3 separate regions of the Mus musculus genome follow, and regions 1 and 2 are each linked to region 3. A link is a loop called in an ENCODE intact Hi-C map of the cell type or tissue named here. Cell type or tissue: left cerebral cortex. All regions are shown on one strand. Links, peaks and the distances in the headings refer to the core of each region. The heading gives the core; the rest is flanking DNA.

Region 1 (9,894 bases), core at 2,358-7,357, 140 kb before region 3:
AAACCCTCAGTTTTCTGGAAAAGGCTGAATGTCTGGGTCCCTGTGGGTATCATGGTTTTACACAGTAACCCAATCATGAAACCATCCCAACAATAATGGAGAAGCTGCAGACAACACCATAACCATGAACTTACCACCAGAAAGCACTGTATTACAAACAAATGGTGACATGTCTCTAAAACATGGATGACTTGATGGGGTGATTAGTTGTTGTCATGGCCGTACGTTTGTTGTACTCTGAAGCTAGCCTTCCTGTGGGCAGAGCCTGGATATTTTCATGCCAAGAGAAACTCCACATGGTAAAGTTGATGCCATCAAACCTTGACCACAGCTGCCTTGCACATCCACCCCCACCAGTGGTCCAGCTGTGTGCACTAGCTGTATGCACTGGATTCTATCAACGTTGCTCCAGTTAGAATCCAGAAGATGGATGACGGTGTCAGACACTTGAGGCACCTCCAAGCAGAACCATTCGTGGTCCACTTTAATCTATTCCAACTCCAAACCTGCCTGCCTGCCTGCCTGTTAACTCCTAGAAAGCCAGACCATCAGCTGCTAGTTTCCTTTAGGTGTCTGCTTTTGGGCTCATTGTTTGGATTCTTGCATGTGCAGTGTCAAGACATCAAAACCCCAGAACTTCATCCCACTCAAATAACTTCCTGCCCTTTACAGATTTGTCTTATGAGACACAGTGTTTTCTTCCAGGCCTAATCTGAAAGAGCACAATCACAATTATTTTCAAAGTGTTTAATCTTCCTAAATGAAGCCAAACTCCCCTCCCACAAGCATCCTTACCATGAACTCTTGAAGACAACTGCTTGAACTTTATTAGTGAAAAGCCTTGTAGGACTTTTGTGAGCCTTGAAGGTAGTGGGAAAGCCCTGTCTATGGAGTTAAAAGATATTTGTCTCTCCAAGCAGGGCCTTAGGCCAAGCATACAAGCTCAGTGCTGATATCCTCGGCACAGCTTGTCACACAAGGCTGCAAGGGGAGGTGGCCAGGTCACATGACAGAGTCAGTGGTCCTTTGGTGGACTCTTAGCCTTGAAGGAAGCTGTTCTGCACTTTTGCTCCACTGTCCATCGTACACAAATACTGTGAAACTGTTGGAGACAGACCATGGCACCCCAAACTGAGAGCTGTAGAATGCTGTTTAGAAACTGGGATGGGCAGCTGGTAGAATTAGGAAGTCCCAAGAAAAGCCTTCTCACTCACAATAAGAGTAAACCTCTGTCCCCTTTCCAGTGTACAAGTTTTGCAATACAAGGTCAGCCAAGTGTCCGCTGGCAAGCAAGATACCTTGTGGATGCTGGACTTGGTGGGAAACACTCCTACACAAGCCAGCAGGAGAGTCCGGCCTTCCCCTGCCCTGGCTGAATGCCTTGGGGCACTTGATGCTGAGCAGGTAGACACATCCGTGGCTCGCCAACAGGCTCTCTGTATTTCTCCTCCTTACCAAGATGGCCAGTGTTTCTTCCATCAGTTTACTCTTGCCTCTCGAGCCTAAGAAAGGTGTGGTGGTTTTTTGTTTGTTTTGTTTATTTTTTAATATCAATTTTCAGATGGAAAATGATCTGTAAAACTGGGAAGCCATTTATAAGCCAAGGCTGCTTTAATCTGCACGTGGCATCCAGAGCTTTGCAACCTCTATTGAATATTGCCAAAAGCACAGCTTCTCTTCTGTGTGACCCTTAAACTGTCCCTGTGTCATATTGATATGTTGGGTGATTTCATGTTATAAAACAAACAAAAAACCCACCCTGCACAAAGCCCTTTTGAAAGTGTATTTATTGCATAAACATTCATATGTCAAGTGAATACTTCTTATACCCCAGGCTCTACCCAGACTGAAAAAGGCTAGAAACAAGACAAATCCAATTTTGGCCTTTGTAGAACTTAACCAGTCAATGACCAAATAATTACCACCTCACAAGCCAACTTTGGCAAGACCCTATCTCTCCCCTACTCCTGAATACAATCGTGTGCATTGGTTCTTCCAGGAAGACCAGATTGAATGGAAATGTTGGGAGAGTAAGTTGCATTGAGGACTTGCTGGAGTCCCGACATGGGAGGCTGGCTGGCTCTAAGCAGCCAGATTCTGATCTGTGTTCAAGAATGGTTCCAGGGAAGACGCCAAAGGCAGGATGAGAGAGTAGGGTCTGAGTGCTTGCCGTACGCACAGCCCCCCACCCCGTTTACTCTGTAACTTCAGTGTTAATTCATATACAGTATGAGTGGGAGCTGCGTGTCCCTGGGAGCCGAGGACTTGGACTTTGGTCCATCTTGTAAGCTGCTGCTGCTGCACAAGTGTGTGTCCCATGGACAGCCCCAAATTGCCACTCACCGCAGCAAGGTGATAGGTCATCTGCCATTTTGGAAGGACTTTGACCATTCAGTAATGAAATAATAGTAATTCATTTATTAGTGAGGCATACTCTTTAATAAATTTTGTGCCAAAATGCATGGTTTCCCACTTAGCATTCAAAATGTTGTATAAAGAGTAGTTTTCAATTTCTTACATGTTCTTCCAAGTAAACTGAAAATGAGTTTTCACATCTTACTTTGTTTCTTGTTCAATCTGCTGCACCCCCCCCCTTAAGCTGTCTTTTTTTCCCAGCAGACCCTGCATGCAGTTGTGTGAGGACTTTTCTCTAACATTTGTAAATTGTCTCATCTGCAATAACCACTGAACATCATCCCTCCTTGGGAGTCTTTAGATTTTTGGTGAAGTATTTTGTTACCTCAGTCTTGTATCAAGTTGCTGTATTTTTCAGCTTGTTACACTGATAATAATTGTTTCACTAATTAAATACTTTAATGTACAGACATCTTTGTTTACTTTGAAATTAAATGTGTTTTCCAATGAATATCGTTCTATTTATTAGTGTCACATGCAGTCAATTTGACAGGCAGCTGCTGTGCTACATGCCTGGAGGAGCCCAGGGCTCTGCTGAGAGTAACTAGGATGTAAATATATAGGGAAAGAACAGGGACAATATTGTGGATCTCTTGGAGAGGAAGGCAGAGGGTCTGGGGATACCTAAGAAGACAGGGGGCCTTGAGAGTTTTCAGATCAGAAGTCGCAGAACATTAAGGAGGCTGTAGGAGTGGGGGGAGGGGGGTCAGGGAGACAGAGAGGACAGGATGCACATGGGGAAAAGCAGGCAACCCGAGATTACTGAGGGAGAGTTCCAGTCAAGGTGATAATCTGAAAAGATCTGTCAGGAGGAAGTCATGATGCATAAAGCAAACCCACTCCAGTTTGATTAGAGGTAAAGGAGAGAGGGAGAAAGCGAGGGAGGGAGTAAGGGAGGGAGGGAGGCAGAGAGAGAGCAAGCGCCAGCGAGCAGGAGCGCAGGAACTAGAGTAGATTGGGGATCTCAGTGGCAGCTCCCAGGCATACACACCCATTCTTGCTCCTGTCTCTGCTTGAATGAGACCAGAACCTTGTGATCGCAGTGAAAGAGCCCTGCTGCACAAATTAGCACACACCTACACTTTACCTGGGAAGAGGAACTCTCAATTGAGCAGCTTCCTCCATCAGATTAGCCTGTAGACAGGTCTGTGAGGGCTTTTGGTAGTGGTGGTGGGGTGCTGTGAAGGATCTAAGCCCACTGTAGGTGGTAGTATCCCGGGCAGGTGGTACTTGGCTAGATAAGAAAAGAAGGTGAGCAAGCCAGAGGAAAATCTGTTAAGTGCTGATTCAGTTCTTGAGTTCCTCACCCTTCCAGCTCCAAACTGTTGTACCTCGTTGTGGACTCCGCTTCAGCCAGGAAGACCCGCATCATCCAGGCACCCCTGAAGTGAGGAAGAGGCAACGTGGGCGGGGCTTGTGTAGGGCAGGGGAAGCTAAAGGGCTCTTGGGGCTGAATAGCCAAGGGACAAGAGACGCAGAATTGCTCCAAGTACAGACCTCAGTTTCTGCTTGGGACATTGAGCTCCTGCTCTGACTTCCCAGATGATGGGCTGTAGCCTGTAAGACAAATAAAGGCTTTCTTCCCTAAGGTGCTTTTGATCACAGCAACAGAAACTGAACTAGAAATAGATGGCAAAGCCATCCTTACTTAAACTCAGATGAATTTCCACACCCAACTACAGTGCAATGTTACAGAACTCAGATGATGCATCCGACTCGGGGAGGAAATGAGGGGTGGAGGTTAGAGCTGTCACAAAATTGGAAGGTTATGAATGAAAACCTGAACCCACAACTGGTAGACAACCAAAGCTCCCCTCAGCCTCACTGTGTCAGACCACAAACAGCCACCAGGAGACAGTAGTACCTCCTTTTGCTGACTGGTTAGATCCTGAGGTAGCGCAAACCTCATGGTGGACCCCAGTTCAGGCAGGAAGACCCGCACCATCCAGGCACTCCTGAAGTGAGAAAGAGGCGACATGGGCGGGGCTAGATAGGCGGGACTTGTAGGCGGGGAAGCTAGAGGGCTCTTGGGGTGGAATAGCCAAGGGACGAGAGAACAAAATTGCTCTAAGTACAGACCTCAGCTTCAAGAGAAAAGAGGCGGAGCTCCGGGGTTGGGGGCCATGCCTGTGGGCGGGATGTGGAGAAAGGCGGCCCCCAAAAGAAGGCGGTGCTACGATAGAAAGGACCAAGAGGTGCTGAGGTGAGGAGGGTCAGCAGAGAATCCAGCAATCGGAGCTGTGGAGCGGCGGGCCGATAGAGCGCTCTGTGCTGGAGGGGTAGGTGGGAAGGGCCTAGATCTGTGGGAATGGTAAGGAGCGGGAGTGATGGGCCGTGGACCCGACGAAGTTGAGGATCCAGTGGGCATTGGGAGCCTGCGTGCGCTACACAGAAGAACGGAGGGAGCGCGGGTAGAAGATCTTGGTGAGGCCAGTTCAGGAGGGGCGTGGCTGGAGCTGGTGTAGAGGCAGGGTGGGGCCTGCACTGGTCTGAGAAGGGCCGGAGAAACGGAGATCGTTAGCTCGGGGCGTGGCCTGTGCCCAGACTAGGGAGTGAGGTGGGTTTGGCTAAGAGATGGGGCGGGCCCTTGGCAAAGCTGAAGGGCAAAGGGACTGACTGGATAAGGGTTTGGGGTGGGGCCTGAGCCCACTGATAGGTAAGGCTTGGTACTTGGGGCGGGGCACGGGTGGAGCCTGAGCAGAGCTGAGAGGAGATCTGCGTGATTGGGGCGGGGCAAAGGCGGACAGGGGCGGGACCTGAACCTAATTCAAATAGACTGGGTTGGGGCGGTGAGGGGGCGGGGCCTAAACCCAGCTGAGTGGTGAGGGAGGATCTTCTAGATTAGGGGCGAGGCAGGGGGAGGGCCAAGGCCTCAAAAAGGACCAAAGGGAGTGGATTCGGTAGGAGATCAGGGAGGTTCCGGAGACTAGCTCCGGAGAGATGAGGCAAACTTCGCTAGGCTAGGGGCAGGGCTTAAAGCCAGAGGTTCGGAAGAGGCGTACCTGCTAGAATGGGGGCGGGGCAGAGGTGAGGCCTAAAGCCAGAGGCGTGGTTAGGCCGTTAGAGTAGGGGCGGGGCCTAAAGCCTCAGGCGTGTTCAAGGGACCTGATTAGAGTAGGGGCGGGGCTTGGACCCCGCGAATAGTCTGAGGGCGTGGTTAGGCTGGAGTTCGGGGCGGGGCCTGAGGTCCCAGGCTGGGCTGGAGTTTGGGGCGGGACAGAGGCGGGGCTTGGGTCCGGTGAGGGGTGCGGGGCGGGGCGTGGGCTGCGGCGCGCTAGCTGAGCGTCCGGCCGAACACCGCCGAGGCCCGAGCCCACCCGAGTGTGCCCGAGCCGTCGGCCCCCGCCCGGGGCGATGGAGCAGGAACCCGGCGGGGCTGCCGCTGCGCTCCTGCGGCAGAAGAGGGCGGCGCTGCGGCGCAGGGGGTGCAGCTTTGAGAGTCCCAGGTACCGTTGCCCCGGAGGGGTGCAGCCTCTAGGGGTGGGAGAGGGGAGTAGGCCACGTGGGGGTTGGCGGTGTGAGGGGACAGAGTGTGGCGAGGCCGCGGCGTGGGAGGGAGTCGGCGCAGAGCCCAGTAGAGCGGCCGGGCCACGCTGAGGGAGTGCCCAGCGGGAGGGCTAGAGACCTGTGTCCGGCCGGCAGATGATGTGGACGTCCGAAGCCTCGGCCCTGTGACAGGCCCTGCACACTACGGCTCAGGGAGGTCTTGGGCTGTGGAGAACGCGACCTGCCTGCTTCTAAATGCTCAAGGACAAGGTCGGAACCCCTAAGCCCCCAAAAGGACACCCTTTAGGCTTCTCTTGCTTTCTATAATCCATCCTCGCACCCCAAGTGCCTGGCCACCTGCTGCCTATGGCCCCGCCCATCTGTGGTTGGGGTGGGGGGCACCCTGCATAGTTCCTAGGTCCTTTCTCTTTCCCAGGTTGTCCGTGCCCCTCCCGGACTTACCTTCCTTAACTGGCGCCCTCCTGAGGAACCAGCCTGGCCGTAGGTGAAGCTTGGCTGCTGCCGGACACGCCCTTCCCTTTGCGGCTCTTGCCCATGCCTATCCCCGGCTTACTCCCACCTCCAAGGAATTCCTTGTAACTTGAAATGGGTCCTGCTTCCAGGTGGACTCATTCCTTTCAGAATGACTCCAGCACCACCATCTGGGCCAGATTTTCATCAGTATTCTGTAATAATGGCCTTAGGGAGGGTATCCTGAAGCCAACCCCCTTCCTCCTAGCCTACTGCTGCCTGCACCCCTGAGTTTTTAATTGCCATAGCATGGGTAGGGACGAGGAAGAGAAAAAAGATGTAGGACTCTAACCTCCACTGAGGTGGAAAAGAGAGTTCATTTGCTAAGGCACAAAGCAAACCAGCCAAGATCCTTAAAGGAAGGTGTGATGCCCTTAATTGGCCTTTCTCAGACTCAGTCCTTGACACACTGCTCCAGCAGTTCTGATGCTGTGTGGTAAGGACAGATATCAAGGCTGCTCTAGCCGCTGCCCTAGCCTCTTCCCCATCACCACAGCTGCCTCAAGCCTGGCCCATCACAGAGCCTGAAGGGCTTGGGCACTCCTCCCTCAGGCTGTAGAACTGCTCATCAATTCTTTTTGAAAGTCTTTCTTGAACTCTAGGCTTAGCTTTGTGTGATCAGCACCTGGGCATCTGCCAAGAAGGTTCTAAATATTTGTGTGGTGACCTGAGTGGAACATTTCCCTTCCATAGGAGACCCAGGCAGCTAACAATCTCTATGGCTTGAGCATGAAGAATAGGAAGAGGTATACCAAGAGACTGGAGCAAAGAGAATCTCTCAGGTCTGAGGCAGCCTGCTTAGGACAGTGCTGCTACAGAACTTCCGGACATGAAGGAATGGTTCTGTAATGCAGCCCATGCAGTCCGGGAGCCACAGACACCTGTGGCTGTGGAACACCTCGCCAAGACACCTGAGTGTTGAGTTGTGCTTAGCCTTCAATGCAAGTAACCACATTGATCCCAGCACTACCCCCTCAGCCAGCATTAATTAGCTTTCTCAGGCTCAGTCCTTGACACATCTGCTCCAGCAATTCTGATAAGAGCCTTAGGAGGACTGAGAAATGCGTACCATAGTGGACAGTGCTGGCATAAAAATTAGACTTCCTTCCCCTTTGTCTTCATGACCATATTCTTCAAGAACTGAAATGACTTACAAGCCTCCAGGTGTTTTTGTTCTCTGATACACCATGACATTATCTAGTGGCTTGTGAGATAATTAGGATTAGCTTTTTTTTTTCTTTTTTTCTTCTAAAAATAATTTATTGAATGAAATTTGAAAATGCAAGAAGAACATAAACAGGATAATTAAATTATTTTGATGGTAGTATTGATGATATATAGTCTCATATAGCCCTGGTTGGCCTGAAATTCACTATGTAAATCAGGCTGTCCTGGAACTCACAGAGACCTGCCTGCCTCTGCCCCTTAAGTGCTGGGATTAAAGACCACCACACCCAGTGGATAGTTTATTGATTCATAATCCCACTATAGATATAATTGGCCTTTTCTCCATGAATATTTATCATTTTAATTGACTTTTCACTCAGCACATCATAAACCCTGGAAGCAATCCTTACATATTCCTTAAAAATTTTTTTTCAGTTGCTGTGTGATCTCCTACTATATGGATGTCTAACTATTTTTAGCCTATCTTTTACTACTTTCACTCTTCCTAGAGATGCAGTTCATTTATGTATAGTCACTTGTGTGTGAAGACATCACTGGCCCATAAGATAAGATCATGAAAGTGATGGGAATTATGGGTCAGGACAAAAGAGCCTCTTAAAGTCTTCTGCAGCAGGATTCCAGAGTGCTCTCCTAGGCATTATTATTATATTTGCCAAAGTGATACCTTGTCATTTGAATTTCTTTATTTAGTAATGATGCTTTTCTCATAAATCATATTTTTTTACTTATTTTAAGGTATTTGTATATATGATCATCATTTTCCTTTGGAATATTTATCCTTTCCTAGTAGAATTAAAACTTTTTTTTATTTATTAAGGGGAATTTTGCGGTAAATATATAGCAGATTTTTTTTTCCAGTTAATTATTTGCCTTTTCACATTCTGTGTGGTGGTTTTCCAGTGAGTGTGTGTTTGTGTGTGTGCGCGCATTTGTGTGTGTGGTGACTATTGTCTTAAACTTTAGAGCCACTGATTTCTTCCTCTTGTTTATACTCATGTAAAAGAATCTCTTTACTTAAATAGATAGTCATCTACAATTTCTCCATGTTTAATGAAAATTTACAGTTAGCATATAAAGTAGTTCTCCATTATCTTTGTTGTTCTAAAAACAGCTTCCTTAATTCAGTAATCCAAATGACCTCATGATTCTGGCTCAGTGTCAGACCCTCTTATCTACATCTTGACCGAATGGGTGCATGGCTCCTTAGACCAAGCCCATTGATCCAGAGGCCTGCAGCTGTCTGAGAGCTTCTCGGCTGCTTTTGGAACATAACTAGGAGGGGAAGCCTTGCCACCTCTGTATGCCTCAGTTACTTCTCCTGGCCAACTGTATCAAGTTTAAACACCCTTGCCTCATGGTTAGTCCCTTTGAGAATGAGTGTTAGCCATATTTACCTACTCATTTTATCTTTGTGTGTATATGTGTGTGTCTACATGAGTGTGTACTTCTGCAGCATTAACAGTTTCACGGTTCTCTTTGCTAAATATCCTGTGTGAGTTCTGATAGCTGGTGTGCAAACACAGCAAGCTAAGAAAAGGAAGTGAAGGAGCAAGAAATGGCCTAGGGACTGGGCATCAGGCTGGTGGTAATGAAAAAGACTAGCTCTCTGTACTTGGAGGCATCAGGGAAGACACCCGTGCTGTTAAACAACTTGCCCTGAATGTGTTCACTGTGACTTTATAGACAGGCAGATCAGATGGTGGCAATGCACAAGGACCTGGGCTCAAGTTTCTGCCTTTGTCAATCAAGCAAGTGAATTAGGAAAGTTGCTTAGCCCTCTGTGAATCTTGGTTAACAAATTTTTAACCGCCCTGTATTGATGTGAGCTTTAAATGACCTAGTGTGTGAAGTGCTGCTACCAGGAGTGTGGGAAGCACTGGGACTGACAGCTGTGGACAGAATGATTAGCTTTCGGATGAACGTTCTTAGCCACATCTACTCTGAGTAAGACACTAATAGGCAGGTCCATGGTATTTTAAGATTCTGTTGCTTTTTTTGCCCCCATTTCTAACCATCAAGAAAGACAAGTAATGAACTTGTGTTATTTTAAATATTCATCACTTGCTCTGTCACTTGGGCTGCAACAGTTCATGGAGGCTGAGCTTCAGGTGAACTACAGCGTTAGCAGGTTACCTTCCAGGGTTGAGTTTACAGAATCAATTTTTTTCATTAATTTTTTTTTATTCATTGAGAACTTCATATACTGTATTTTGATCATATTCTCCTCCAGTTCCTCTCAACACCCCTTCCTGATTTGAAAGCCAAGTCCTCCAT
Region 2 (9,894 bases), core at 3,095-8,094, 360 kb before region 3:
GTCAGTGAACCGAGGACACAGACTTCATAGAGGCCAAGGGGCTAAGGGAATGCCAAGGCTAGAGAAAGTGGTTTAGATGAGGGGCTGTGAGCCCTGTCAGCTGACTTGAGGTAAAGGGCCTCATGTTTCTAGCCTTAGTCAGGAGGAGATTCTGAGGACCTGTCAGTGCCACCTCAGTGGTCGGGTGGCGTTTGCTGGGAGGGAGGAGTAGGGAGGGCCATGGTAGCTGGTAGAGAAGTAGGCTGGTGCCCAGAGTCTGTGTTGCCTGCTCTTGTAGATGGGAGAGAGGGGGGTGCTGTCAGGGGAGCAAAGCGTGGGTGTGGAGAGGCTGGCCCAGGGTTGCTAGCCTGAGAGCTTGGGATGGACCCCAGGCCCTAGGTCATCATGCCTTTCAGCCATAGGTCCTACTCTGAGGTGGGAAGTTGGGAGGTAGGGCTGCTTGAAAAAGAGCTGAGGGGGACAAGTGAGCTACTCTCCTGCAGTGAGCCTTATGGGAGCCTCGGTTTTGCTTTCTTCCTAGCTTTGCCTCCTAGCCCTAATTTGATGGACCCTTGGTGACATTCTGCCTTCGCTTTATTTGGACTGAAGTACTATGAGCCAAATATTTTCTCTTTGTAAATCTGTCACCTCTGGTGTTGTCTTATGGTGACAGAGTGTGATTGGCACAGGCTCCTCTGTCCCAGATCAAGCTGTGGTTGGGTTTCCTCTGGTTCTCCTTTTGAGAGTTTCCTTCCCCATTTGTCTGTTCCCTCCTGGTCCACACTTGTGGCCACTCTGACAGCTGTTGCTCTTTTGTTCCTGTTGCTATCTACTCAGACACTGGTCTTCACGCTCCGTCGGATGTGTGTACTCACCACAGAGAGTTCTCATGTCCAGGTCAGCTCCTTTCTTTACCCTGAGCTGCCTCAGCCATAAACCCGTGGCCAGAGCTCAGATCACCATGTAAGTTTTGGGTGGCTCTGAAGTGCTGGGGGTGAGGGAGCCAAGGATGTGCAGGCATGACTGTTGCCTTCTAGGCACTGTAGGTGTGCTGGCCATTCCCTCCCACTCCTTCCACCCTAGTTTATGGACGCTCTTTCCTTTAATACTCACGATGCTTGTTGAGCCTCTTCTCATGATCCTGGCTACACTCTGCATCCTGCCATGCTTTGCATCTGTATCTTTTAGTCTGCTCTGCCTTACCTTCTTGGCTAGACGCTCGAATCTCCTTGAAGGCAGCTGTGTCTTACCCAGTGTCTCTCACACAGTAGCTGCTTATAACTTACTGCACTGAAACCAACGTGGGCTCTGCTCTGGCTCCCAGCTTCCACCTCTCTGTGCCCATCCCCGAGTTTAAGGAAAGAGTATGGGAAGAGGCAGAGTGTTTCCTGAAGTGTCAAGATTCTGTTTGGTTAGGAACAGCCACTAAAATATTAAAGGCCGTGTCAGGACAGCATTTCCAGGTTCTTGTATTAGCTTCATCTCCTGTCAGCCCTGATCCTGAGGAGTGGAAGGGCAATTGATGTAGCATGTAGGTGTGTTCCCTAAAACATAGCCACCTGTGTGGGGTTGGTTCCCAAGGAGGATGCTGGAAAGCTCTTTTGGTTTACCATGTGGGGCATAAAGGGACGTGGACTCAGCTGTGGATTTCTTAGAAAGCGTATAGCAAGCAAGCAGTGGAGTGGGTTAGCCCAGGTCAGCCTGGCTCTGCATATGGGCTCCTCTCTGCTGTCTGCTGTCTGTCTCACTAGCACTGTTTCTTGAGAGGTGTAGTAGCCACCCACTTGCCTGCAAGCTGGAAGAAGTTTCCCAGCCTTGCCAACCCCAGGGCATTTTGGGCTGATCTATGTCCCTAGTGAGGTCACAGGTTACCAGCTTATCCCACATGGGTAGCCTGTTGTGAACAGGGGAGAAGATACCCTGCACACAGCTATGAGCAAAGCCTTGGCAGAGAGGGTTGCCGCTTTCCCTCATCCATTCTTGGTGTGGTGCCTTATTTGAAAGGCCACTTCTTCCTTTGGCAACCCTCCTGTAAATGTCCCTACTGTGTGTCCATCTCCAGGCTGACACTGCATCTAGACTTCCTACAGCACCCATTAAATAGGTGATGGACCATGTGTCATCTTCATTACTGGATTGGGTCACAGCGTGGCCGCATTCTTGGCCACCCTTCCAAGATATCCAGAAGAGGGTCACTCAGGCATCACCCACAGCCCTATCCTAAGAGCTTTAGTTACCCACAGCTGCCTTCTGAGCAAACTCTGCATGTTCTCACATCTGACTGAGTCCTATAGGGCAGTGGGTAGAGTTTGTTTCAGACACAGGGGCAGTGGAGTGCCTAGAAATGGGAGGGGCCATGTGGGAACAGTATGATCTAACCATTATCTCATATCCTCTTTCTTTTTTAAAACTTTTTATTGGTTCTTTGTAAATTTCACATCATGTACTGTAATCCCACTCATCTCCCTGTCCCCTGGGACCTGCCTTCCTCCTTTGTAATCTCTCCAAAAGAAAAATATCTTGTTGTGAAAGCTATAGTATATCCCACAGTATACCCTTTTATCCATACTTCTTTGCTTGCAAATGTTCGTTGCAGTGAATGTTTGATCTGGTTTGAAGCCTCTGGCTTCTGCTATACTATCAATCCTGGAACCTCAGTGGGTCTCCTTTTGACTATCCTGTTGTTGCCCTGTGTCACAGAGCTCCTGGAGCTTTGTATCTATAGGACTGGCTTCTTCGCATGTTCCAGTGGTTCATTGGTAGGGTACATGTGGGATCGGCCAACTCAAAGCCCTGGATCTGGACCTGAGTGGTATCTGAGCTGGTCAGCCTGCCAACTCCCCTGCACCCACACCACCAGGGCAAGCTCTTTAGCCCTGTCCTGAGTAGATCATCCAGTATTGCAGTGATCAAGGGGTAGATACAGCTCTCCTGTCTCATGCTATCAGGGTTTGGCTCACCCATGCCTTCACAGCTGGCTCTACTGTGCTGCCCAGGCAAGGTGCAGGGCCTGCTTTCCTGAGTGCTACAGCAAGTGAGGGTCAGGGCCAGCTCTTCTGCTCTGATGACCTAGAGGCCAGCTCACCTACCTGCAGTAGGGGGCAATGGAGGGCATCTCTCTCTTATCCATGCCACGGGAGATGAACGGCAGATCCAGCTTTCCCATACTCATACCCTCGAGACCAGGTCACCCGTGACTCCTGAAACCAGGGAAGCTCCACTGTGCTTCCTGGGATGATGTGTGGGGGTGGGGATTGCTCTCCTGAGTACTATAGCTGACTAGGGGCAGGGTCAGCTTTCCTGTTCTCACGCCCTTAGGGCTAGTAGCTTTCCCATGGTGTCCAGGCAAGGGGTGGGGCCAGTTCTGCACAGCTCTCAGCCACCAACATGGTCTTGGGAGGCAGCTCCGACCAGGGATGTCTGTCTAGTCTTTGGTGGTAACAGACCCTTGCTGCTGCAGGGACACAGACTCAGACATGGCCCTCAGTGGCAGCACAGGCCAGGACCTCAGCATAGTCTTAGGTGGCATCCCTGGCTATTCATGTCAGGCTGTCCCTCACTACCCTTGAGTCTGCCTCTCTTCATTGTACACATATCTTTTGCTTCTCTTCCATTTCTCCACCATCTCCTGGCTCCTTAGTGGCATCTTTGGTCTGGGGTCATTTTAGGAGTGGTCTCAGAAATGCTATGCCCTGGCCACACAGTGTGGCACCAGGCACCAGGCAGGGGATGTTTTGGGTGTGATCTGCCTGCCCAGGCCTACATGGTGTCTGATTGGTGGTCATCTCGGGCTTGCTTTTTGTTCGGAGCCTGTGGTGCCAGAATGGTAGTTTTATGTTTTGCCCCCCTCACCCTCAGGCCACACGGCCTAGGTGGGATCAGCTCATCTCAGGCTCACTTCCACCAGCCTTTATAAATACAATCTCAGAAGAAGAAATGACAGAACGGTGCAGTTACTTATCTAGAATGTTCCTTAATTTAAAATTTTCTTAATAAAAAATAGATTTCCTGTTTTAATTGAGAAGATAATGCACAGCCAAACCCAATAGACTGCCTAAACAAGTCTCTGCACGGGGTATGAAACCAGCTGTTAGCCATGGCTGCTACCCCATTTCTTTCATTCTTTTTGTGATAGTACTAACTTGTAGTTTCAGCCACTGTTGCATAGGGGATTCCTATTCCATGTGCCAAACTCAGGCTCAAAGAATACAGCTCCCAACCCCAGCAGATACAACTGAGCCTTTTATCCCACTCTCTGTGACAGAGCGACGTTGCCCCGATGCTTGCCTTGCCTGTGTTGAAGATCCTAGAAATGCAGCTCCCGTTTCCTCGCCTTGTCCCTCCTTTCATGTCCTAACCCCTTCCTGGGGTGTGTTCCAGCCTTTTCCATCAGCTTGCCATCATCCCTACACAGTAGGTCTCTGGTGTTTTAAGAAACTTGTAAGCATTTAACACACAGCTTCCAACACAGAGCTGCACTAGGCCCCATTGGTAGACTGAGCTGCATGCCCCACCTAGCTCCTCTGCTTCTGCCATTGTGTCAGGTACCCAGTGCTTCTGGTGGCCCTCTCCTGTGCCAAAATGGCTTTCTTCCATAGGGACAGTTGGGCATGGGTTGGCTGTGTGTGGCTCCTCCTTGCAGCCTGAAGATTTAACACCCAGACAAGCATAAAACCCTCTTCTGTTGATCTCTGTTTCCCTTCTAGAGGCCCTAGCAGCTACATGCCACTCCAGGTTCTGGCCTCACGCTGGGCACCCCCACATTCTGAGGAACCTGTGTCCCGAGGCCTGGCATTCCTGTATGAGTCTCCCAGACTCCCTGCTAATGGCCTGGGCTCTGGCTCTGTACTGCCAGCCCTCTCTCTCCACCTCAGTCCAGTGGTGAACTGCCAACTGTTGTCAGTTACAATGAGTTAATTTATAAAAATAAGTGAGTCATTAGACACATATGATTTAAAATTCAAGCCAGCTAAACAAATTCCACCCTGACTCTGACATCCTAGTCCCTCATTGTCACCGCTCAGAGGGCAGACATAGCTTCATACTATTGTACACCTTGGTGAATCTGACTTGGCACTGTTGGAATACCAGTATTTATTTAAACAACTGGCCACCAGGTGGCACCAAATTGCCACACAGAGCTCCAGCCTCCCTACCCAGAGGCTGTCTTTAATCCAGTGAGCTGCCTTTCAAGTGTGCAACTACTTTTACCCCTAGGTGCTGTGTTGCTCCAAGTGTTTTCCATACCTACTATAAATAGACAGCATTGAAGTATACAAAACGGTAGACATTTAAGTGCACCTGGAGTTTCTTTGGGAGGCAGGGCTGTTAGTTTGTGTAGCAGGTTTTCTGTATGTCTTCATCATGTGTGTGCATGTGTTGTTAGCAGCCTCAAGCATGTGTTTGTGTAAGCACTTTCTTAGTGAGATGTGCCAACTGGAAGCCAGTTCTCCCTGCCCTGCTCATGGGCCTCTCTAGTTCTCCTCTTTATCTAGTATCACTTGCTGACAAGCCGTGTATTTACTGAATGCCTTATTTGCTGTTTACTGAGGGGTTTCCGGCTTCTTGCTTGCTGCTTTGTCCCTGGAATCCAGGATAGTACCTGGTACAAATAGGACTTTGGGCAAACATTTGTTGGCTGGATGAGTGTGCTGATGTGAGCAGGCGCCTGAGCTGTGGGCATCTTTCATTGTCTGTAAGTCCTGATGTCTTGATTGTCTGATGCAGTGTAATGGGGCACAGAAGCGCATGTGTGGGTTGGAGTCTGTGGCTTCCTGGTGCAGGCCTGGTGGCCTGTCCTGATGGTCCCTGCCATGCTGAGTGCAGCCATGGCCTCGTGCTGTGCTTTCAGCTCTTGTGGGTCTTCATGTTTCCAGGCTTGAAGGTGCCGTGTCTGCCAGGAGTCCAGCCAGGGGACTTTCCACATCAGAGATGCTCAGTCATCACCTGCCACGTGATCCCACAAACCTTTTCCTGGCATTACTGGCTGCCTTTGGTCTTTCCATGTTCCCTTTCTATCCTGAAGTTAAGCTTGTTAACATTTAAATCTGCCAGGTGGGCCATGGATGGGTGACTCAGTAGCCAAAGATCTGCCTAGTATGTGGCAGAACCCAGGTTCCATCCCCAACACTACAGGAAGCTAGTCAGAGCACGCACACACCCATGCTGGCCGCTGGTTTCCTTGGCTTCCTGACATTATTGTGACCCTGAGGGAGAGCTGCTTTCTTCTAAGACTAAAAACACAAATCTGTTTTTCCTCAAATGTTTTAATTTGGGGGGGGGTCTGTTTAACTATTCCCTTTTGCTGAGCATTTATTCTTTTTGTTTGTTTGTTTTTGCTTTTTTGTTGTTGGTTTTTGAGAGAGGGTTTCTCAGGCGGTTCTAGAACTCACCCTGTAGACCAGGCTGGCCTTGAACTCAGAGAGATCCAGCTCTGCCTCTCAGATGCTTGTATAGAGGGGAGAATTGATGAATTTATGTTATTGTCTCAAAGGGAGTTAAAGCTTAAAAGGAAGATTTAAACGTATTTTTATTTTATGTGTACTGGTGTTTTGCCTGCATGAATGTGTGTACTGAGTGCATGCACTACTTGTGGAGGCCAGAAGAGGGCGACAGATCCTTCGGGACTGGAGTTGCAGATGGTTGGGGGCCACCACATGGGTGCTGGCAGGTGTGTGTGTGTGTGTGTGTGTGTGTGTGTGTGTGTGTGTGTGTGTGTGATGGGTCCACTGCAAGAGCAGTGAGTACTTTTAACCAAGGGGCCATCTTCAGCCCCTAGAACTCTTTAACAAAAACATTAAGTTTATTGATTCTGTGTGTGTTTGAGTGTGTATGTGTGTGGAGGTCAGAAGACAGTTTACAGAGGTCTTTACCATGTGGGTCCCAGGGACCAAACTCAGGTTGTCAGGCTTTGGTGGCGTGAGCCTTTGCCCCTGAGCCAAGCCCTTAAAACCTTTTAATGAGAGTTTATTGTTTTCTTCAGGTGACTTCTGCACATTTCTTTAAACTCCTTGCCCAGGTCTGCTCTGGTTTGAGCTGTTGTGTTTATTGCTGGATGCCGTTAGTGGAAAGGAACCGACTTTGAGGCTGGATGCCTGGCACCCAGAGTTCCTTCCCTCAAGCTAGTCCTGTTTGCTCATTCATGTCTTCCTTCCCCGGGTTTCAGGGCTGAAACCATTTCATTCATATTTTAAGTTTGTTTGTTTCTCCAGCAAAGTTTGGAGAGGAGAAAGCAAATATGGGGGTGCACTTCATGCAGTGGAGAGCAAACTCAGTTTATGGAGTGCTGTGAAAATGTCCCCTGTCCTCACACACTTGTGGACATTCACACCCCTCTCATCCCAACAGGGCCCTATAGCGTGTGGGATGGGGCTGCAAGAGCTTGGCGAGCTGGTTGAGCCCCTGCTTTAGCCTCTGTTCACAGGTGACAGACCCTGTGTGCCTCTGTCTGCCAGCTGCCCACTCGCCTCATCCTCTTGGCACAGTTCCTCTCCTCTTGGGGGCTGCCCAGCTACTTGTTACGAAGTTGGGGCCAAGGACAGTGCTTGTGGTGTTTGTTAATGAACGTGTGATTGCAGATCCACCACCTACCCCTACCCTCCTGGTTTCAAGAAGAGGAACTTGGTCTCAGGACTTGGAGGAGTGACTGAAGAGAACAAGAGCCTCATTGTGAACCAGGCCAGCACCAGGCATCCCAGCTCAGGGCTCTCTGGCTTTGTGTGTAGGATCGTGTACCCCTTTACTGTACACCTTGTCGTTTCTGAATCTTCATTGGCAAGGGTCACCGTGTGGAAGCAGGGACACAGTGGGGGACTGTTCAGGGGTCTTGGGTGGCTTGGGTTTTGGGAGGAGACTTGGCTACAGAGAAGCACAGAAGCATCTCTGCACCTGCCGGGCAGAGACTGTGACCCCTCTCCTTGAAGTAACATTGCTTGCTTAGTCCCAAGGCAGATGTTCTTTGAATCATTAAAATCAAGCATGTGATTGAGTGGAGAGGGGCCCAGAATACTAGACTCCTGATCTAGACACCCCACATCCTTAACAACGCAGAAGGGAATCTTCTTCCCAGACTTCTGAGCCATCTTCACAAAGATGGGTGTCTCACATCTCCTCACTTGCCTTTCCCAGAGCGCTCTCTAAAGCCCATTGGCCACAGCAGGTCTGACTCACTGTGGCCCTGCTGCAGGAGGGCCCATGCTTGTGACTTCTAAAATAGAGAGTACTGGAGGAGGGGCAGAAGCAGAGCAGGCTCAGGCTCCTCCCCATTGGTCTTCCACACAGCTTCTGTGCATGAGCCAGCAAAGAGTGGTGCTCCCAGTGCAGTGACCGTGACAGCACATCCCAGTTCACCCCTGGATGCGGCTCTTTCTCCCAACCTGTTTGGGATCCATTTTCATTCGTGCTTGCAACATTTGGAAGAAATCACACTCCTGTAATTGGGCAGGCTTGGTTGTATGCATTTTCTTTGAGACAGCCTCTACTGTCTTAGGAAAAAGTGATCATTCTGCTTTGCCCTTAGGGCCTGCTCATTGGCCTGCTCATCTCAGGCCGTCCTGTGCTTTCCTGAGCTGACAGTCTTGAGGAGCGCTTTGCCTGGGAAGAACCCAGGGCTGCATCTGGGCTTTTCCTTTCCCTCTCTGGGACTCCCCCCACCCCCAAAGAGCAGAGAAAGACGCGGGGTTGTTCTGTGGTTCTGATAACAGCTGCCACGCTCTTAAGGAATTACATCATGAGAACTGCTTTTACTCTTGCATTGTTTGGGTTTCCAGGAGGGTTGGCAGCAAGAGTGTGTTTGCCTGTGTATGCAGGAGACAGGGTGGGGAGGGCTGAGAGGTAGAGAGGTCGAGGGAGGGTGGGAAGAATGGGTTTTTGTGTGTACAGGCTGCTGTGCCCAGCCTAAGCAGCTGATACCACCTTCCCTATGGATACAGAGTTCAGATGTGAAAAGATGTGTCTGCACATAATAGTTGAATCCATCTCCCTCAGTCACTGTATTTACATCTGCAGAGTGGCGTCTTAGTATTGCTGTTGATGTGAAGAAGCATCAAGCCCATGGCAACTCTTAGAAGGAAAACATTTATTTGGGGCTGGCTTATAGTCCAGAGGTTTGGTCCATTATTGTCACGATGGGAAGCATGGTATCTGAAACCTCAAAGTCCACTGCCAGGGACACACCTCCTCCTAATAGTGCCACTCCCTATGAGCTAGGGGCCATCTTCATTCAGACTACCACAGAGGAGGTTTACAGAATGCATGCAAGTCCTGTCTCCAGAGTCCGGGACAAAGCCTCTGTGGCAGAGGCACTGAGGGCCAAGCTGTATTTGCTGTCCTTGGGTCTAGGGCTGGAATCCTGCACAGAGCAAGGGTTGGTGAACCCTTCACTTGTGATCGGACGAGGGGAGAGCAGAGGCAGGCACTGATGCTGTGGCCACACAGGCTCCTGTCCTGCTCGCTGGGCTTCCTCAGCACCTGTAAGATGGGAGGACACAGCTGAGGCAGTGAGAAGGAGCCTCTGCTGACTGTGCTCTGGGACCCAGTGCCCCATGCTGTGCTCGCACGCTTGAGGCCACCTCCCATCTCCTGACCCGGAAGACCCCTCCTCAGCTTCATACCAGCACTGTGGCTCTTCTTAGTGGCCCCATGTTGGCCCTTTTAATGCCCTACCTAGTTACACACTTCATCATGTGCAGGAAAACTGGACTGCCCCAGTCCTTCAGAATCCACGCATACATGCTGAGGACAAGGCTCAGAGATTGGTAGGACTTTCTGCTCTTCTCCTGGACCTGAGTTTAGTTCCCAGCCCTACAACTGCCTGTAACTCTAGCTCTAAGGGACTCAGTGCTATCTTCTAGCCTCTGAGAGTATATCAGCATATACACAGGATGCACATGCGTGTGCACACACACACACACACAC
Region 3 (9,894 bases), core at 2,544-7,543:
CCATACCTCCTGGCCTTTACTACCGACTCCATGGAGATCCGCCTGGTGGTGAATGGGAACCTGGTCCACACGGCAGTTGTGCCACAGCTGCAGCTCGTGGCCTCCAGGGTGAGTGGAATGCAATATGGCCTTAGCATCCTGAGCGACCTGCTCATCACACCAGGCCAGCTGTTCTGTGTGTGGATGCCAAAAGGGAGGTGGAACTGCTGTGTGGATTGGTCAGCAGGGTTACCGTGTGTGTGTGTGTGTGTGTGTGTGTGTGTGTGTATGTGTGTGTTTGTGTGTGTGTGTGCCCTCCTTGTAGGGTTGGTGAAGTGGCTCAGCAAGGGAAGCACTTGTACACACCTGATGACCTCGGCTTAGTCCCTGGAGCCTATGTGGGAGGTGGAGACAGGACAGCTCCACACAGTTCTCTCTGCTTCAGGAGACCTACTGGTCCCAGGGCAGCTCAGGCACTCAACTGTGTAATTGCACCTTCTTCTCTTCATCTAACTATGATTGGTGGTGTGTCTTGTCTGTCTGTCTGTCTGTCTATGACTGTATATGTATGCATGCACCACCTGCCTCAGTCAGCTCCTTCCTTTCACAGTGTGGCTCCCAGATCTGAAATGCCAGCTGCCAGGCTTGGTGGCAAGCCTTTACCTTGGTGCCTTTACCCGGAGCTTGCACGTTCCTCCCTGCTCACTGCCAAGCTTCAGTTTCAGGTGTTTCAGCCATGTGAAACATGTCTCATCTTCTAACCCACACCAGTAACTCAGAGGATGCGCAAATTGGAAGGACACTGGAAAACATGACCCAGGGTGTCTTTGTCTAGTGTCCACACCGTGATTCCACCCCACAAAGGCCCCTCTCACTCTTCCAGGCCATGCCCCTGCCCCCTCCCTTCCGGCTCCTTCCCAGTCCTGGTCTTAGTCATGATGGTTGGAGACAGCTGCTGCTGTGCCTCCCTGCTGCACCACGGCTGTGACTATGTACCTGTGTGTAGACCAGTGCTTCCAAAATATGGACATGTTAAAAACGTGTGTGCATGTGTGATTGTGGACTGTGAGTTTACTGATGTAACATAATCTTAGTTTACAGATAACAGTATAATATGCCCATCTCCATAAAACCTAAAACCACTTAGTTCTCAGAAGATACATTTTTTTTTTCTGAACCCTTGCATCTATAACCAAGCCACGGGTTCAACTTCACCCTAAGTTTACAGTTGGCATCCTACCTTGATCCACTCATTATTGTCCCAGTGGGTTTATGTCAAGAGATCTGTCCTGAAACCAGATGTGAGCTAGATATGTGGCTCACATCTGCAAGCCCAGCACTTACAAGCTGTTTGGAGGATTGCTGTTGTGCTTGAGACCAGTCTGAACTGCCTAGTGATGCGCAAGCTAGTCTGCGATACAAGTAAAACTGTAACTCAGAAATAAAAACACCTAATGTGTAATCAACTGTTGAATTAACTTCTGGGCTGGAGAGATAGCTCAGTGGTTAAGATCCCTTAGTATTCTTGCAAAGGACCCAGGTTCAATTCCCAGTACCCGTGTGGTGGTTCACAATGTCTGTTCCAGGGGATCTAGTCCTTCTGCATGTACATGGTACCTAAGACATATATTTGGAAACACACACATACACATAAAATTAAACAAGTTTTAAAAAAAATATATTTCTCACCAGAAACAAATCACACCTCTTAAACTAGAACTTAATCTGGCTGTTGCCCTAGACTCAATACATTTTGGGTTGGGTTGGGTTGGGTTTTTGGTTTTTCGAGACAGGGTTTCTCTGTAACTCTGGCTGTCCTGGAACTCACTCTCTAGACCAGGCTGGCCTCGAACTCAGAAATCCACCTGCCTCTGCCTCCCAAGTGCTGGAATTAAAGGCGTGCGCCACCACTGCCTGCTCAACACAGTTTTATCTAACTTCATACTGGTATCTGATGCTGAGAGTCCATCCATTGGATATGATGACACCAGAATCAGGAAAAGCCAGAGGGGAGTTCCCAAGTAACAGTAAATATAGCCAAATAATTAAGAATGGTTAGATTCTGATGTTAATTCTGACATATTTAAGTTTATACCATTTGTTTGGGGAGAGGGTTCAACATGTAAAAGTGTTTGCAGAGCAAGCATGAGGACCTGAGTTCAAGTCCCCAGCACTCATGTAAAATTCCAAGTGTGGCCACAAGCATGCCTATTAATCTGGTGTGTGCAATACTGGACAGAGGCAGGATGGTTACTGGGGGTTACTGGCCACCGCCTAGCTCCAGTTTCAGCGATACCCAGTCCTAGGGAAGGAAGGTGCCGAGAGATGGAGCAGGATACTTGCCTCCCTCCTCCGTCCTCCCTCCTCCCTACTCCTCCCTCCCTGCAGATACACAGTCATGCATAAGGCACACACATGTGGATAAACAACACAAAGCTAATTTTATAGCTTTAAATTTTTATTGATAGCCATGTTTAAGATCAGACTTGTGAAATTCCTGAGAGCTGGCTCTCAGAGACACATGTAATGTCCCATTACTGTGGTCACCAAAATCAGCAGACAGACAGCTATGCTGGCGTATCTGCTGACTGAGTGAAGCAAGCATCCATTTTTCTCACTGCAGAATGGTCCTGATGGAATCCCCGAGGTCTGTCCCAATCCTGAGACTCCTGAGGGAAGTGTGCGTGCCTTGTGTTGTGTTTGTGATGTGAGGCAAGTGCAGAGAGAAGGAAAGCAAACCTTGGGAAATATGATATGGCTGGGTCAGATGCAGACCTGCACTGCATGCTCTGACGGTCAGGAAGTCATGCTCTAGCCTGGGAACCAGTCAGGGCCTTGGCAGGGGTGCAGGACAGCCAGTGTGTGCAGAGCCTGGCACACAGGGCAGCTGGTAACGCTTCCTCTTTCTTTCCAGTCAGATATATACTTCACAGCAGCCACGACTGTGCATGAAGGCTCATCTGGAGGCAGCTCAAAGGGAGCCAGTGCCCACACGTCTCCTCAGACACCACCAGCCCGGGACACTCCACTGTTTCCTTCTTCCCTGGGGGAAGGTAAAGTCTAGCTTTTCCTGTCTTCTTAATACACGCTTTAGAGCCTGAGGTCTTAGGGTTATTGTCAGAGCTACACCTGCTATAAAAGTACTATTCAGGCCGGGCATAGCTCCATGCGCCTTTAATCCCAGCTCGCAGGAGGCAGAAGCAGGCAGATCTCTGAGTTCCAGGACAGTCTGGTTTACAGATCGAATACCAGGGCAGCCAGGACTACACAGAAAAGTCCCATCTTGGAAAAAAGAAAAAACAAAACAAAATTGTACAAGAAGTAGTTGTTGACATTGTCACTGTCTAAAAAGGAAGAACTTGTTTGGCTCTGCTCCCAACACTTGCGCGGTGAATGAAACAGAGAATCCCACACGTACTCAGACAACAAACAAAAACAGGCGAAATCCTGTTATGCAAAACATTGCTTCAGTGTTCCAGAGTGCATGCAGCTGCAAGCTTCATGTGTTTCTCCTGGGGGGTGGGCTAGTGGGTTTCATAGGGGAGATAGTGGGTTTCATGGGGGTGCTAGTGGGTTTTGAGGCTAAATCTTCAGCCCTCAGGCCACAGTGTGTCACTCTAGGTTTGCTGATATCTCAGAGGCCTTTGCCAAATTCCTGTGGGGCTGGGAACAGCAAGGGTTTTTGTAACTCCTTGCCCATCAGTCATCTTTATTGTTTATTGTTAGGATGAGTGTCCCAGGCGCAGGTCCTTGCTCTCCTTGCCTTGACTATTTTTCTGTGTAAGCACAACTGGCAGCAAGTGTATTTTATCAAATTCACTCAAGAAAAGGGAAGCTTTGCAGCAATCGGGAAAAAAGTGAATAAAAAAATAAATTAATAGAAAAAAAGGAAGGAAGCATCTTCATGCTAATTATGTGAAGAAACAAGGAGTTATTTTCAGGCCAGCAAGATGGTCCTGCAGGTAAAGGCACTTGCCATCTGGCCTGACGAGCTGAGTTGGATCCCTGTGTCACAGATGGAAAAAGAGAGCTGAGTCCTGGGACATCTGACCTCCATACATGGACACATGTGCACATACAATAAATGTAATTTAAACCTTTTGGGGAGTTTTGTTTGGTTTGTTGGTTTTGTTGTTGTTGTTTGTTTGTTTGTTGGATTTTTTTTTTTAAGACAGGGTTTCTCCATGTAGCCCTGGCTGTCCTGAAACTCTCTGTATAGACCAGGCTGGCCTCAAAGTCAGAGACCCACCTGCCTCTGCCTCTGCCTCCATAGTGCTGGGCTTAAAGGCAAACACCACCACTGCCCAGCTTGTACTTTAAAACTTTTAAAGAAAGAAGTTGTTCCGTTATAATTACATGAGCCTAAAGTTCTGGTCTTTTCCGAATTGTGTTTCAGGTGAAATTCAGTCTAAAAATCTGTACAAGATTCCACTTAGAAACCTTGTGGGCAGAAGCATCGAGCGACCTCTGAAATCACCCTTAGTCTCCAAGGTCATCACCCCGCCCACCTCCATCGGCCTTGGAGTCGCTGCCATTCCTGTCACGCATTCCTTGTCCCTCTCCCGCATGGAAATTAAAGAGATTGCAAGCAGGACCCGCAGGGAACTGCTAGGTAACCATGGCTGCCAGGCTTTGTCCCCACGGCTTGTGACTAGACCAGCGGTTTCACCTTTGGCTGTCTATCACTTTCAAAACCCAGAGGTTAAAAGAGAACCATGAGGGGCTGGAGAGAGGGCTCAAAGGTTAAGAGCACTGACTGCTCTTACAAAGTCCTGAGTTCAATTCCCAGCAACCACAGGGTGGCTCACAGCCATCTATATAGTGAGATCTGGTGCCCTCTTCTGGCTTGCAGGCATACATGCAGGCAGAACATTGTATACATAATAAATAAATACGTTTTAAAAAAGAAAGAAAATGACATCTTTTAAAGGGGGGTGGGGTGGACAATGGGTCCAGTGAGGAGGCTCAGAGAGTTCAAGCACTCCTTTCAAATTTGACAGCCTGAGTTGGAGCTCCAGGACATATATGGCTGAAGGAGAGCTGACTCAAGCTGTCCTCTCATCCACACACAAATGATATGATAAAGTAATGTAAAGAAACTCCCTTCAGAAGAGATTTATAAATCTGTCAATCATAATTACATCTACACCAGAGAATACTGTACCATTTCCCACCAGGGATGGTGGTAATCTCTAGTACTAGGACAGAAAGCATACCAAGCCATGTTAACAGGGGAAACAGGCAATGAGAACAAAAGGCAGCGCACGCCTTTAATCCCAGCAGTCCAGAGGCAGAGGCAGAGGCAGGTGGATCTCTGAGTTTGAGGCCAACCTGGTCTACAAAGCTCTGGTCCAGGACAACCAGAGCTACCCAGAGAAACCCTGTCTCAAAAAACCAAAAATAAAATAAAGTGGGCAGGAAAACTGGAGGGAAGTGGGGTAGATTTGATCAAAACTTATGATATGCCTGTGTGAAATTTGCAAAGAACTTTCTGTCCCCTGTGGTAATGGTCCACTGGCCTGTGGTTTTCCTCTATAATGTAGGCCTCTCTGATGATGGTGGAACCAAAACAGAGGGAGCACCAAGGGCCAAATCAAAAACCCGGAAGCGGTTGGAAGAAAGCCAAGGAGGCCCCAAGCCAGAGACTGTGAGGTCAGCTAGTAGTGACAGGTAAGAAGGCCCTGCTCTGCTGGATGGTGGCCAGCAGACGCCAGCATGCCCAGGTGTTATGTTTATAAAAAGAAAGAAAGAGCCAGGATATGTTTGATAGAGACAGGTACTAGTCATACAACAGATACTGTATGGAATAGAGTTTATTTAGGGAATGGGGAGGGGAGTTGAAGATGGAGTAGAAACAGAGAAAGACAGAGAAGAGGGGGTGGGGGGGAGAGACTGGCCAGGAGCATGTGGAGAGAGAGGGGGGATAGGTGGGGAAAGAGGGAGAAGAGGCAGAGAGTAAGAGAGTAAGAGGATAAAAGAGTAAGAAGGGGCAAGCAGCCTCTTTTATAGTGAATCAGGCATACCTGGCTATTGCCAGGTAACTGTGGGGCAAAGCCTAGAAGGAATACTAACACCAAGAGTCTACTAGCCCAGCACCCTACAGGGTCAGTACCCACCCCACTATGAAGGTCCCAGAAAGGACAGCTGACAGCACAGGGCCGAGATAAGAGAACACTGTCACCAGCAATCAAGCAAATGTTCACTAAAATATATTGAGAGACTAGAGGCAGCTCAGCTAGAGCCTTGCCTGACACGCACAAAACTGTGCACATGCACACACACAAATGTACACATGTGTGTGAGAAAAAAACAATACAGAAAGAGATGGGTTTTGTTTTTTGTTTTTTGTTTTTTGTTTTTTTTAGAAAAGGTTGTGGCATGTAGTTTTAAGCTCTAACCGCCTTTACTCCGAGAGGTGATCACAATACCAATCCCTACCCAGCTCCCCTTGAATCCAGGACAAACAATAAACACACAGTTCATCCCTTTTCTACTTGCCTCTGGCACAATTGCTGGGCACTGCTATCTCCCACCTGGAAAACGAGCCTTTATCTATATTCTTAGCTCCATACCTCCCACCTGCCCTAAACTTCAGTGGCTCGTCCCACCTAGTCCCTGCCAATCATCCCTGACCTGTAGTAGTAGCCACAGGCCCCAGTTCCTCCCAAGACCTCAGTTGGTTGCCCAGTTCTCCTCTCTCCAAAGCATCGAGAACTCCGTCCTCCTTCCTTACATCTCCCTCTCTACCTGCAGGGCCCAGAAGTCCCACCTTTACCTCCGCCCAGCAACTGGCCCAAGGCTTTCTGACAGATCAAAAACCAAGTGGGGAACAGGACTTTAACATAAGCACTGCCCCTTACACCTCACCTTTTCTGTCCAATAAAAAATATTTTTAAAAAACTCTTCTCCCAGACATAACAATCATGTAAATTATATAGTATGATATAAAAATGACATCCAGTCCATCATATTTGTTAATTAGATAAAGTACTCTACCATCACTCCTAACTGAAAGAATTATGATTCTAACTGGAGTATGTTAGACTTTAGCTGACAGTGCTATCTGAAAACATGTCTTCCACTCTATAACCTCTCTCCTAATGTTAAACAACTTGAGTATAATTTTGAGACTAAAACTAGTCTTCAGTCCCGTCAGAAATCTGAAAACTATTTAAACATTACCTGGGTATTTAGGAAGCACCAAACATAGCTTCTCAAACAACCGTAGAAACAGCCGACTGCCTGGACAGCCCATTAATTACTCAAAACCTTGTAGCATCAGTCTTTAGCATGCTGGCCCAGGGTCATCTGACAGACCCTAGCAAAATAGAATTACCTGCATACCCTGTCTTGGCAGAGTCAACAGTTGACTATTTTGCATAATGTGTCCTTTTTCTGGATAGTATTTATTCTGCAGATGAAATAGGCAGTTTCCACTCAGTGGCTACCTTGTCACAATAAGCAACCTTGCTTGGATGTGAAGATGCTCAATTCTTCTTTGAACTAAGAAGGGGGTGCTGTCAGGAGTAGATATGTCTCATTGTCAAATTGCCTCTGCCTCTGCCTCTGCCTCTGCCTCCTCTTGAATGCTGGCATTAAAGGTGTGCAGCACCACCACCTAACAAATAAAGAGTGTTAAACAAACAGCAACAAACCCACTGTAAGTAGCTGGGCATGATGGCTCAGGCCTGGAATATCAGCACCTAGGAAGTAGAAACAGAAGAATCATTGTAAGTTCAAGGCTAGCATGACCCTGGTTCACAGTAATAATATTAAGGGGCTGGAAAGATATCTCCGCAGTTAACAGCATTTATTGTTTGATCTTTGAGGACTCAGTTCAGTTCCCAGTACTCACATGGTAGCTCATAATTATCTGTCATTCCAGTTCTAGGGGACCCAATGCCCTCTTTTAGCCTCTCAGGGCACAGAGATGCACAGGTATAAAGATATACATGCATACCAAACATCAATTTGCATAAAATAAAAATAATGATAAACAACAACAACAATAAATCATGGTAGGAAGGCAGGTAGAAGGCCCACTTGGCTAAGGGTCAAGAACAGAGGAAGCAGCACAGGCCTGGCTTGGACCGCATGGTAAGAACGGGCACAGATAACAGGACTCTGAGCCACTGCTCTGAGCACGGTGCATGGCCAGGGACACAGAGAAGAAGGGACCAGCTTCACAGAGTGCTAGGGAGGCCGCAGGAGGTCACGTGGACAGGGTGGAGGGCAGCATTCAGGGCTCTGGGGCATTTGTGGGATCACAGACTCCCTAAGAAGTGAAACCCTGCACTTGTTCACCTCGGTCCTCCCACCCTGTGACAGCAGCTTCTCTCTTCCAGGATCCCATCAGGAATTTTGGAAAGTCCGGCATCAGAAGCCAATCCCGAGGGCCACAACCACTGGGCAAGTTCTGAGCAGGACGCTGGGGTGGATAAAGAGGGCAGCCCGGGCTCAGGCAGCAGCCCCTTCCAGCTCATGGCCTCCTCAGAGGAAGACATCATTGACTTGAAATAGAGTCTATGCCCTATTGGCCATCCTTAGTTTTCTTACGCAAATTTATACTGTTCAAGCAGCTCCAACGTCCAGTCTCAACACAGCGCGCCTTCGGCCAGGCAGCGATCCACGGACCAAACCTCCTGCGCCCTCAGCCGGTGGGTCACTTCTCCAGTGTCCAGTGCCATCTTTCTCGACCCTGTTTCTTTCCATTCAAGAACCGTCGGTCCCCTTGTAATAAAGGTGGTAGATTTCATTAAGGTTTTAGATCAAAACTTTGAATAAATCAAAAACGTTCATTCTTATTCTCTGCAACCCTTCTCATATTTTATAGGTTTAGATGGAAATTATTTTTTTCGAAAATTTTGACTTATGTCATATAATGTTTCTTTTATGGAAAAAAAGATGCTGCTTTTTAATTTTACTATAATATAAATAAGCTTTCTTTCTTGGCCCTGTTACTGCCTGTTCACTGGGGTGGGGCCCCCTGCACTCCTGCCTGGAGCCCTGGGAAAGATGAATGAAGCCTCCTGCTTCCTCTGCTTTCAAACAACAAGGCCAGGGCACCCGTCAGCGTCTTAGGATAATTCATCTCACGACTGGGAGGTCGTGATGCCGGGAACCCTGCATCCTTGCCGTTGAGAGCGTCCAGATCCCCTGACTTGAGTGGGTCCACCTTGTTTGGTTTGGTTTGCAGTGTCGGCTGTGGAGCCCCAGGCCTTGCATGCACCAGGCAAACAGGCTGTTGCTGAGCTGAGCCCTGCTGTGTTCTTTCATGTGAACCCAGCAATTGTTCTTCCTCTTATAGATACATTGGAATGTGAAGGGCTGGAGAAATGCCTCAGCGGTTAAGAGTACTTTAGAGGACTCTTAGTTAGGGTGTCCATTGCTGTGAAGAGACACCATGACCAAGGCAACTCTTTGAAGGACAACATTTTAGTTGGAGCTGGCTTACAGGTTCAGAGGTTCAGTCCATTATCATCAAAATGGAAGCATGGCAGCATCCAGGCAGGCGTGGTGCAGGAGGAGCTGAGAGTTCTGTCTTGCTCTGAAGACAAACAGAAGACTGGATTCCAGGCAGCTAGGAGGAAGGTCTCAAAGCCCACCCCCACAGTGATACACTTCCTCCAACAAGGCCACACATCCTAATAGTACCACTCCCTGGGCCAAGCACATTCACACCACAAAGATCCTGGTTTAATTCCCAGCACCCACATGGTGTCTCACAACCATTTGTAACTACAATTCCAGAGGATTTAATGACCTTTTCTGACCTCCAAGAGTAGGAGGCACACACATGGTGCACATACATGCATGCATGTACACTTATCAAAATTCATTTTATAAGTGTTAGATTTTTTTTATAAAAGACTTTTTTTAATGGGCTAGAGAGATGGCTCAGAGGTTAAGAATACT

What was found. Hi-C counts contacts between places; a loop is a spot of excess contacts. Peaks named below come from ENCODE experiments on the same cell type or tissue, not always from the same donor. Only the 100,000 strongest peaks of a DNase experiment are listed, where the experiment ranks them.
Region 1: a loop joins it to region 3, with 2.8 times the contacts of the local background. A loop is called at or near these places in 14 of 42 quality-filtered maps.
Region 2: it touches region 3 in a loop (1.9-fold over the local background); 9 of 42 quality-filtered maps call a loop at or near these places.

What each region holds. Positions count from the first base shown.
Region 1 is chr2:33,126,391-33,136,284 of GRCm38, reverse strand. It overlaps Garnl3 (GTPase activating RANGAP domain-like 3), which reads left to right and starts at 5,666. Exons shown (of 30, transcript NM_001355200.1): 1 at 5,666-5,861. The coding sequence starts at 5,770. Ralgps1 (Ral GEF with PH domain and SH3 binding motif 1) reads left to right here. Exons shown (of 20, transcript NM_175211.5): 20 at 1-2,866. In left cerebral cortex, for the core only: CTCF peaks have their summits at 4,263, 5,835 (motif pointing right) and 6,576; DNase peaks (open chromatin) are centred at 4,504, 5,159, 5,484, 6,397 and 3 more places; H3K4me3 peaks cover 3,018 bases; H3K27ac peaks cover 1,616 bases.
Region 2 is chr2:33,344,497-33,354,390 of GRCm38, reverse strand. The region is part of intron 1 of Ralgps1 (Ral GEF with PH domain and SH3 binding motif 1); the gene reads left to right. Among named protein-coding and RNA genes, the nearest start is that of Ralgps1, 22 kb to the left of the region's middle. In left cerebral cortex, for the core only: CTCF peaks have their summits at 5,094 (motif pointing right) and 6,554 (motif pointing right); DNase peaks (open chromatin) are centred at 5,100, 6,584 and 7,586; H3K27ac peaks cover 1,309 bases.
Region 3 is chr2:32,985,261-32,995,154 of GRCm38, reverse strand. It overlaps Garnl3 (GTPase activating RANGAP domain-like 3), which reads left to right. Exons shown (of 30, transcript NM_001355200.1): 26 at 1-108; 27 at 2,894-3,032; 28 at 4,376-4,591; 29 at 5,523-5,649; 30 at 8,325-8,930. The coding sequence ends at 8,499. Among named protein-coding and RNA genes, the nearest start is that of Slc2a8, 8.1 kb to the right of the region's middle. In left cerebral cortex, for the core only: a CTCF peak has its summit at 4,823 (motif pointing left); DNase peaks (open chromatin) are centred at 2,866 and 4,709.